Linked DNA regions of Homo sapiens: region 1 is linked to region 2. Evidence: read pairs that join two places in POLR2A ChIA-PET (ENCODE). Cell type or tissue: B cell. All regions are shown on one strand. Each heading gives the region's core, and the rest is flanking DNA. Links, peaks and the distances in the headings are about the cores only. Region 1 overlaps FUT8 (fucosyltransferase 8). Region 2 has its middle 17 kb from the start of LINC02324.

Region 1 (5,380 bases), core at 149-5,148, 350 kb after region 2:
TAATTTGCTGCATGGTATGCTGAGGTGCCTCACCACTGATGATTATTTTATTTAAGCCTTTTCCAGTATTCTCTGGGAGAGGTGGTATTTATTATCTCCAGTTTACAGATTGATGTTCAGTGAGGTTACCTAGCTATGATGTAGCAGAACTGAGACTCCAGTCTAGACACTGCTGATTCTAGCACCCATACTTTTAATTTCTATGTCTTGTCAGCATTAAAATAAAATTACTTTTTTTGGAGCACTTCTTCTGTGCCAAGCATTATGATAAGTGGTTTATATATGTTAACCTTATTTAAGGCTCGTGGCAACTCTATTAAGTCTCCTTATCTTACTGATATTACACTCGAGCTTCCAGATTCAGAAAAAGTACTTTGAAAAATCAAATATGTTTATTGTTCCAGAGACATTAAACAAATATTACCCAAAGAATCTCTGTAAATACTGAAAGAAATGAATCATTTAAATACCTTAGTACCTTAAAAAGGTGATATCAATCTAGCCTAGGCAACATGCCGAGATTTTGTCTCTCTCTCCCCTTTTTTTTTTTTTTGAGACAGAGCCTTGCTCTGTCGCCCAGGCTGGAGTGTGGTGTTGTGATCTCGGCTCACTGCAACCTCCACCTTCCAGGTTCAAGGAATTCTCTGCCTCAGCCTCCTAAGTAGCTGGGATTATAGGCACCCACCACCATGCCTGGCTCATTTTTGTATTTTTAGTAGAGGCGGGGGTTTCACCATCTTGGCCAGGCTGGTCTTGAACTCCTGACCTTGTGATCCACCCGCCTCAGCCTCCCAAAGTGCTGGGATTACAGGTGTGAGTCACTGTGCCCAGCCAATTTTGTCTCTTAAAAAAAAAAAAAGTGATATCACTAATTAAATAAATTTGCAGAAAGAATCCTGGCACATTTCAGTACATTTAGTATATTTAGTATTTTGCAGAAGGGTACTTTGTGAGTCTTAAGTAGTAATAAATTTATAAATTCTTGAAAGCCCACTCTGAGAAGAAATCTCAACAAACACTGCTATATAAATTTTAGTCAGAAATTAGCTGATATATGTAATTTTTAAATATTTTTACGAATTTGAACTATTTTTACTAATACTTTCACAAATAAGTTGAGTGGTTGTCATATCAAAGGCTGAACATACTTTCTTCAGTTATATCGTTGTCTTTGCAAAGTGAATCTTCTAAATGAAGAAAATAAGATACATTATTTTTTCATGGTTAAAAGGTAAACCATAAGACTCTCTTGGCTGGGTGTGGTGGCTCACATCTGTAATCCCTACACTTTGGGAGGCTGAGGCAGGTGGATCACTTGAGGTCAGGAGTTCAAGACCAGCCTGGCCAACATGGTGAAATCCCATCTCTACTAAAAATATAAAAAATGAGCCGGGCGCCACAGCAGACACCTGTAGTCTCAGCTACTCGGGAGGCTGAGACAAGAGAATCTCTTGAACCCTGGAGGTGGAAGTTGTAGTGAGCCGAGATTGTGCCACTGCACTCCAGCCTGGGCAACAGAGCGAGACTCAAAAAAAAAAAAAAAAAGACTCTCTTGGTCTTTTAGGCCAATTAAATTTAATCAATCAAGGAATGTCTTTATAAGATATATGTTGACAATAATAAATATGAAAGTTTATTAATGACTTTATTTTTGAACCATTTCCTTATAATAGCATTCTCTCACTTTCTGCATTACCATTTGCTGTCTTAAGTAGGGCATAAATGCAGTTTAAGCTGTATTTATTAGTGCCAACTAAGTGCCAAATACCGTTCTGAGTGCCTGGGATACATCAGTGAACACAATGAACAAAAATTATGGCGTTTGTATTTTAGCAAGCATGGTTCAGACAATAAACAGTAACCATAAGTAAGTAAGCAAGCATTCATTGTAGTTAGTAGATAGGGAAAAAATTCTGTACTTGTTCTTTTAAACCTTGCAGAGGAAAATTGCATAGAAAACTATTTGTTTTTCAGCTTAACTTGGTTTTCTTGACCCCAAAACTGGGGATTTAAAAAATACTGGCAAAGACAAAAAAAATCATGGGAAACATTCTCTCCAAAAACATAGTTCAAATGATGCTATTAATTAGAAAATGACCATGTTTTGCTCTTATAAAAATGTATTGCTTTTTAAAACTCAAGTATTATCAATATTGATATATAATATAGTAATTTAATCTCTTAGATATTTTTGGTAATGGTTTATAAAAAATGGAAAGTATTTTTTGTTGTACAAATTTTGTTATTCAAAATGTATGTTTCTGTAAACTTTTGTTACTATTCAAGTTATGCTGGCTTTAAATATTACGATTTTTATGGTAATCCCAAGGAAAATGTTTCAGCATGTCTTTTTATTATTTAAATTACTCTTTTAAAGAAAGCTACCTTTGCTTTGGTTGTTTATCTCAGTTGTCTGTTTTCTGCGTTACTTTTGCAGTGAAGGGAAAGAAAAAAATTGTAATATCTGATATATAGTTTACCCTCTGTAGCTGTAGTTTTAGTATTCTTGATTCAGCCAACTACAGATCAAAATATTTGCCAAAAAATACCCCCAAAATTGACTATCTACATAGCATTTACGTTGTATTAGGTGTTATAAGTAATCTAGAGATGATTTAAAGTATTTGGGAGGATGTGTGTAGGTTATATGTAAATACTATGCCATTTTATGTAAGAAACCCGAACATCTGTGGATTTTGGTGTCCGTGGAGGGTACTGAGAGACAACTGTATATCTTAATAGCTTAGAATTAACTAGGATATAGTACAGTTTCAGCATATAAGTATAGTAACATTTTACAGTGTTGCATATGTTGTCTCAAAATTACTGTTAATTGAAATATTAATACTTATATTTTTTGGCTGACGTACCGAATTGAATCAATTTCTTATGCCATCAGAATGAATTCACTTCTTATTTGGTTTTAAAGTCACAGAGCCCTGGATTTCTGTATTTTTTTTACATAAGATGAAAAGTAGGGGATACCTGAGTTTAGAGGAGTGGGGATTGAGAAAGAGTTTTAAGAAAGGGACAGGATAAACAATGGAGTCAGTAAAAAGAGTGTTCTTGATAGATTTAAGAATAGTTATTAAAACAACAGACAACTTTTTACTTGGATTATTCCTTTTTAATTTGGTTTTCAAACAGTTCTCAGCAAGTACAATTCTTTTCATTCTATGTTTTAGCCAGTGTAAATCAGTAACATTAAGGTAAATGTTGTAGGAGTAAATGGGAAGGAAGTAGAGTGTTTCTAGGACAGCCCTTTGATTTTCTTCTCTTTGAATATTGGTGTTTTAAAAACAATTGAGATTTAAGGTGCAAACATAGAAAAATAGTGGCCCTGTGCTCTGATTTTTGAAGCCTCTTCTCCATCTTTTCTGCTCATCTTTTTACCACTGTTTGATTTGTGGTCAAGTGCCCCTCACATTCAGTCTCGTATACAGAAACTATTTCTTGTTTTTTCTCTCTTCTCTTGTATATGGAACTCTGTCTAGACATATGATTTCTCTTCTATAGCTTTAAAATTATCAAAACATTTTTAAAATTAAAGAAAAAAAAATTTTTATAGAGATGGGGTTTCACCATCTTGCCAGATTGGTCTCAAACTCTGGGTTCAAGCAATTCTCCCGCCTTGTCTCCTTCTAAAGTGCAGGGATTACAGATGTGAGTCACTGTGGCTGGCCTGTCAAAAGGTTTTAAATTATATTTTTGCCTACAAATTCTCTCCTGGGGAGAAAATAGTTTTGTTTCCAAGGGAATTCTAAGCCTAATGATGGAGAAATGACAAATGATACTTGTAACCAAGCCTGGAAAAGAATGTGCATTTGTAGTTTAAGATGCACAGTAACTAAGATGTAACTGGTGCTAGACGTTTGTTGCAATTGTTGGTATTTTTATAAATTTGAGGAAGCAGTAGTCTAGCCTGATCCATTTGAACCTTTGCTTCTGATATTTGGAATGACTGCCAGCTGGTTAATGGCTATGATAACCTTTACTTGGCTAATATGCATGTCAGTTTTAGAATTTATCCTAAAAGTGACAATTTGCCTGTCACCTGCAGAGTTAAGTGGTATAATGGCAGCTGAACAATGAGGGAGGAGAGTGGAGTTGAGAACTGGTAGAAATGAAATCACTCATACAGGGAACATGTTTTTTCTTGAGATAATGAACATATAGCCCAAAATATGTGGTTGAGTACATTTTGTTTTTGATTGATTGTTCAAAGATATAATTTTTAAGTCTTCATATATAAGTTAATGTATAATTATGCAAGAAGGAAAAGAAAGTGATGATGGCACTTTGAGGACTTTCAGGCTTAGAGCTAATTAGTCTGTTATCTGGTAGAGCACTAATGTACATGGCTGATTTAATATACAGATTAACAGATTTAAAGCTTTTACCCTTTACTTGTTATTAGGCAGTTAGGTTATCTTCCAACTTGTTGGCCAGTCAACACCAATGTGTTTCCTCCAAGAATCTCAGTATATGCTATTTTATATACCTTAAATAATTTAAATACATTTCTTACTCTTTCCACAGCATGTAGAGCGCATGAAGTACAGGACAATAAAGCTTCCTACACATATCACCAGGAGGATCTCTTTGAAAGATTCACTGCAGGACTACCAGAGAGAATAATTTGTCTGAAGCATCATGTGTTGAAACAACAGAAGTCTATTCACCTGTGCACTAACTAGAAACAGAGTTACAATGTTTTCAATTCTTTGAGCTCCAGGACTCCAGGGAAGTGAGTTGAAAATCTGAAAATGCGGCCATGGACTGGTTCCTGGCGTTGGATTATGCTCATTCTTTTTGCCTGGGGGACCTTGCTGTTTTATATAGGTGGTCACTTGGTACGAGATAATGACCATCCTGATCACTCTAGCCGAGAACTGTCCAAGATTCTGGCAAAGCTTGAACGCTTAAAACAACAGAATGAAGACTTGAGGCGAATGGCCGAATCTCTCCGGTAGGTCCTAAAATACTGAATGAAGAATGATGAAATATTGTACTTTGTTTTTAGGTGTAGGGCTTCATTCCGCTAGGAAAAATAGTTAATTATTTTTATAACCTGCTGTCTTTGCCACAACTTAGCATGACAGTTTTCTATCTCTGTGTATTTAATACAGAACAAGCTTGTCCAACCCACAGCCCATGGGCCACAGGTGACCCAGAACAGCTTTGAATGGGGCCCAGCACAAATTTGTAAACTTTCTTAAAACATTCTGAGATTTTTTTATTTTTTTTTAAGCTCATCAGCTATCATTAGTGTTAGTGTACTTTATATGTGCCCCAAGACAATTTTTCTTCCAGTGTGGCCCAGGGAAACCCTGATATAATTTCTCCATAGTGGCATCATTATTTTGCATATGCATTTTAA
Region 2 (5,380 bases), core at 192-5,191:
GAATAAAAGCTGGCCACCCCAGCCAGCAGCGGCAACCAGCTCAGGTGTCCTTCCATGCTGTAGAAGCTTTGTTCTTTCGCTCTTCACAATAAATCTTTTTGCTTCTCATTCTTTGGGTCCGCACTACTTTTATGAGCTGTAACACTCACTGCGGAGGTCTGCGGCTTCACTCCTGAAGTCAACAAGACCATGAACCCACTGGGAGGGAGGAACAAACAACTCCTGACACGCTGCCTTTAAGAGCTGTAACACTCACTGCGAAGGTCTGCAGCTTCACTCCTGAAGTCAGCGAGACCATAAACCCACCGGAAGGAAGAAATTCTGGACACATCTGAACATCTGAAGGAAAAAACTCCGGACACACCATCTTTAAGAACTATAATAATCACCGCGAGGGTCTGTGGCTTCATTCTTGAAGTCAGTGAGACCAAGAACCCACCGGAAGTAATAAATTCTGGACACAATATTTCTACTTACTCTGTTTTGTCTTAGCGCCTTAATTATACGTATGGGGCTTGTCTTACATTCTTGGTCTGTCTGTTCAGTCCTGCTTTGGATACACTTATGGCTCATGGGGTTTGCTATTTGTCTTCTGAGGGAGTGACAATGCCCCACTTAGAGCATCTCATCCCTAAGCCACTGGCTGCTCACTCTGGTATCATGTGCATATATGAAAGTGTCCAAGGCCAGATCCTGGTCTGAGACATCTCCCCAGGGGGTTCACACGTTTTGTTGCTACTGCTGTGGTTGTTGGTTCCTGGAATCCCTGTTTCCCTCTATGGTCTCTCCAGCATGGATTTGGGAGAGGGAGCCGGCCACCCTGCTTACTGCCAACTTGGCAAGGACTGGGAGTGTTTTTCTGGCTCATTTCTGTTTCTTGTGTAACCTATCCGTGCTGCATTTTCTTTTTCTTTTCTGTTTTTTCAAGACGGAGTCTTGTTCTGTTGCCCAGGCTGGAGTGCAGTAACACGACCTCGGCTAACTGCAATCTCTGTCTCCCCGGTTCAGGTGATTCTCCTGCCTCAGCCTCCCAAGTAACTGGGACTACAGGCATGCGCCACCACGCCTGGCCAATTTTTTGTATTTTTAAGAGATAGGGTTTCACCATGTTAGCCAGGCTGGTCTCGAACTCCTGACCTCATGTGATCCACCTGCGTCGACCTCCCAAAGTGCTGGGATTACAGGTGTGAGCCACTGTGCCCAGCCATTTTCTCTTACTTGTAGATGGATGAAGCCTATGTTACTATAATTTGCTGAGTATGTGTATTTCTCCATTTTTATTGGTCCATTTCAATTCATTTGCAAAGGGCCAATCAACTGCTACTGTGTTTAATTCCAGAATCCTGCTAGTGGAGGTTTATAAACAAGGTATCTGTGAGGAGATGGGGATCTGAAGGGTGCCCTGCAGGGAAGCTTACTCGAGCCCTGGTTGGTACCTTGGTGACCCCAAGCCCCATGCAAATCATAATGTTGGCTTTTCTGGTGTGGCTACTCCCCACCCTAAGTCACACTGTTACTATCTGGCCAGCCTAAGACCCCCAGGCAAACAAAGATGACCTCCCGGGGGCCAAGGGTAAAGACTAGACCTCTTTGAGGGGCAAGGTTCAATTCTTTACTGCACAGGTAGGGAGACTTAGGCTGCAGCCCGGCTCTGAGAAAGGTTCAGCTGGGTGGAGGAGGAGTCTCTGGGCCAAAGCTGCCCTTTGGAGGAGTCCTGGATCTTGCAGAAATGGCCTGCTTAGTGCCCACCCCCTGCACCCCTGCTCAGCACTGGCTGGGAGTAAGCCTGGGGACTGTGGCTTCAGTGTGAATGTGGGGGTGGGGTGGATGCAGAGCAGTAGCATGTGGGGTATCCAGCCAGGCCTGCTCCACAGAGCAGGAGAGCAGAGCTGGGAAGGGACAGTGGGGATGTGATCTGTTAGCCTTCTGGCTGCAGCGCAGTGCAGACCTCCCTTGCCTGATATGACTGGGTCTCCACCTCTTCCACCCCAGTCTCCTGACTCCTGCAAAAAAAGAAAAGGGGGTGTGCAGGGCTGCCAAACACAGCCATGTCAGGGTGGGCCGGTCCCTGCATTGTGCGCCCACCTGCTGCTGCTGTGTTGTAGGGGAAACCGACCAAAGCACGTAGAGTTAGAACAAAACAAGAACATGGGCTGTGGAGACAGGCTGGCTTCCATGTGCCAGTCTCTCCTGCAGCTTCTGCTCTGGCTGCTGCTCTCTCAGGATCCCGTGCAGCTTTGCCTCGGCCTCACACAGGAGAGTTCTCACACGTAAGGTGGGCCTAGGGGCTGCGGCTCAGAGTCTCCTGTATTGGGATCATTACACATGTCCAGAGTGACAGCTGAGAGGAAAGGGTCCTTGCTTGTGTGCTCAGGAGATGGCTAGGGAGGAGCCACCCCAGGGGAGTTGCCACAGCCAGAATTGCTCTGCTAGGCCCTTCCCTGAAGAGACTTCAATTCTTTTATAGATTTCTCCTTCTTAAACCCAACAAGCTGTTTGGGCAAGAAACCAGGTGAAAGAAACTGAGATTATAGGGGAAGTGTGAAGTGTAGACCAATCATGTGGAACAAGGAAGGGGCGTGACTCAAAAACATAACGTGTGTGTGTGTGTGTGTGTGTGTGTGTGTGTGTGTGCGCGTGCTGACTGGCAGAGCTGGGCCTGCTCTTTATTTGGGAGCCTGCTTGCTACTTTCACCTGTGTTTTCAGCTTGTCTTAGTGCTTTTCTCTCTCATAGTCCAATCCCAGCCCAGCAGATGGTTCACTATGCTTTTAATTGAAGAATGAGGAGGAATCTTTGCACACTTAAAAAACATCCATGGCTGGGTACAGGGGCTAATGCCTGTAGTCCCAGAACTGGGAGGCCATGGCAGGAGGGCACTTGAGCCCAGGAATTCGAGGCTGTAGTGGGCTGCGATCACTGCACTCCAGCCCGGGCGAGAGAGTGAAACTCTATCTCAAAAAAACAAAACAAGATACCATCCAATCCTGGGCCAAGCCCCCACCAACACTGATCCTAAAGGAAAGAAAGCATGGCTGCAGCAGGCACAACAGGACACAGCCCCACCCTTGGAACATCGTGCTCCTGGGGACAAGACACTGGATGCGGAAGCTGGCATCCTAGAACTGACTTTTTCGTTGAGTATTATTACTGTGTTTCCTGGATTCTAAAACACTATTGATTGCAAGATGCACCATTATTCTTTTCTTTCAAATCTAGATCTGCAAACGCCATCATTTTAATAACTGCTTTTAGGCGGAGGAAAAGAAACACAACCACATCAAACGCATGCATCAACTGAAACACCCATCCTGATTTCGGGACCCTGAAAATAAGAAAAATACAGCGCATCTTAAAACTGAAATGGGAAAAAAAAAAAGGAGAACTTATAAAAACTAAATACAGAGGAGACTTTTTCTAATTCTGGAAATGAGATGCAAAACCAATACCCACATTTTGGAATCATAGTATGAGTAGGCTTTTTACCATGTATCACTGCTATTCCTTTTTTTTTTTTTTTGAGAGGAAGAAGGCGTGAGTTGACCTGGTATTACTCACCCAAAAGTGAGGCATTGGGGATATTTATATTCAGCAAGCAGTGCAGGGTTTAAACTGGTGAGTAGATATTTGCATCTTCTAACCACAAAAGTAAAATAAGAGAACTAACTGAAATTTCAGTTTTAGAATGATGATAGCTAATACTTGTGGAGCTCCTTTTTCTCCAGGCACTGCTCTAGGTCCTTTGAATGTATTAACTCATTTAACCCCATGAAAATCCTATGAGAAGGTGCAATGAACAGCTCTAGTCATAGGGATGGGAACAAGGAATCATAGAGATATTAAGCAGTGTGCTCAGGGTCCCATTGCTAGTGTATAGACTTGCACAAGGATAGTATGGCCCTATAGCCCCTCCTCTTAACTGCACTATACGGCCTCTACTAAAGCGTAAGTGAGGGAAATAGACCAAACAAAACTGAGAGTTTGTGGGTGGAGGAAATGCTGAGTTGGGCTAAAGGCAGGAGTATGCTGGTAAAGTGGCTCTTTTCTCCCACCCCAAATGCCCTAGTTCATAACATTTGCCAATTTCCTTGGTGTAAATACTTCCAACAGTGGCCGATTTCAAGACACCAACCTGCTGTTAAAATTCTGAGTGTTTAACAATTGCCTCTCTGGAGCCAGTATAAGCTGGCCCTAGCACGCCACTGGCTGAAAGTAATTGTCCAAATTAATATGCAGCGGTTTAGCCAGGAACGTTTTTTGTGTCATGTTAAATTAAGCCAACTGTGGGTGCGACTCTGCATGTGTGTTCAGGGCTTGGAAATTGTTTCTCCCCTTCTGCTTCTGTAACCACCCAAGGGGTTCACCTTGCCCGCTGCCTAGACAGAGCCGATTTATCAAGACAGGGGAATTGCAATGGAGAAAGAGTAATTCGCTCAGAGCTGGCTGTGTGGGAGACCTGAGTTTTATTACTCAAATCAGTCTCCCCAAGCATTCGGGGAGCAGAGTTGATGTTTGTTTTTTGTTTTGTTTTTTTTTTTAGACGGAGTCTTGCTCTGTCGCCAGGCTGGAATGCAGTGGAGCGTCCTCGGCTCACTGCAATCTCTGCCTCCCAGGTTTAAGCAATTCCCCTGCCTCAGCCTCCTGAGTAGCTAAGACTACAGGTGCGCACCACCACACCCAGCTATTTTTTTTTTTTTTTGTATTTTAGTAGAGACGGGGTTTCACCATGTTGGCCAGCATGGTCTCCATCTCCTGACCTCGTGATCCGCCCACCTCGGCCTCCCAAAGTGCTGGGATTACAGGCATGAGCCACCACACCCAAGAAGCAGAATTTTTAAGAACAACTTGGTGGGTTGGGGCTGGGCACAGTGGCTCATGGCTGTAATCCCAGCACTTTGGGAGGCTGAGGCAGGCAGATCATGAGCTCAGGAGTCGGAGACCAGCCTGACCAACATAGTGAAACTCCATCTCTACTAAAAATACAAAAATTAGCTGGGCATGGTGGCGTGCGCCTGTAATCCCAGCTACTCAGGAGGCTGAGGCAGGAGAATCACTTGAACCTGCGGGGGCAGAGTTTGCAGTTAGCCGAGATCGCCCCACTGCACTCCAGCCTGGGTGACAGAGGGAGACTCCGTCTCAAAAAAAAAAAAAAAAAAAAAAAAAGAACAACTTGGTGGGTTGGGGGTGGGGAGCCGGTGAGCTGGGAGTGCAGGTTGGTCAGGGATGAAATCATAGGGGGTTGAAGCTGTCTGCACCGAGTTAGTTCCTGGGTAGGAGCCACAAGATCACATGATTCAGTTTATCAGTCTGGGTGGTGCCAACTGATCCATCAAGTGCAGAGTCTACAAAATAGCTCAAACACTAATCTTAGGAGCAGTTTA

Evidence for each region. Peaks named below come from ENCODE experiments on the same cell type or tissue, not always from the same donor. Only the 100,000 strongest peaks of a DNase experiment are listed, where the experiment ranks them.
Region 1: POLR2A ChIA-PET joins it to region 2 with 6 read pairs; 3 of 35 experiments call an interaction of 5 or more read pairs at or near these places.

What each region holds. Positions count from the first base shown.
Region 1 is chr14:65,556,798-65,562,177 of GRCh38, forward strand. FUT8 (fucosyltransferase 8) reads left to right here. Exons shown (of 11, transcript NM_001371533.1): 3 at 4,540-4,969. The coding sequence starts at 4,767. Among named protein-coding and RNA genes, the nearest start is that of MIR625, 88 kb to the left of the region's middle. In B cell, for the core only: no CTCF peak of the experiment used is centred there; no DNase peak of the experiment used is centred there.
Region 2 is chr14:65,203,000-65,208,379 of GRCh38, forward strand. No RefSeq gene overlaps it. Among named protein-coding and RNA genes, the nearest start is that of LINC02324, 17 kb to the right of the region's middle. RefSeq lists an enhancer at 2,033-2,142. In B cell, for the core only: no CTCF peak of the experiment used is centred there; DNase peaks (open chromatin) are centred at 1,706, 2,582 and 3,742; H3K4me3 peaks cover 2,803 bases; H3K27ac peaks cover 4,934 bases.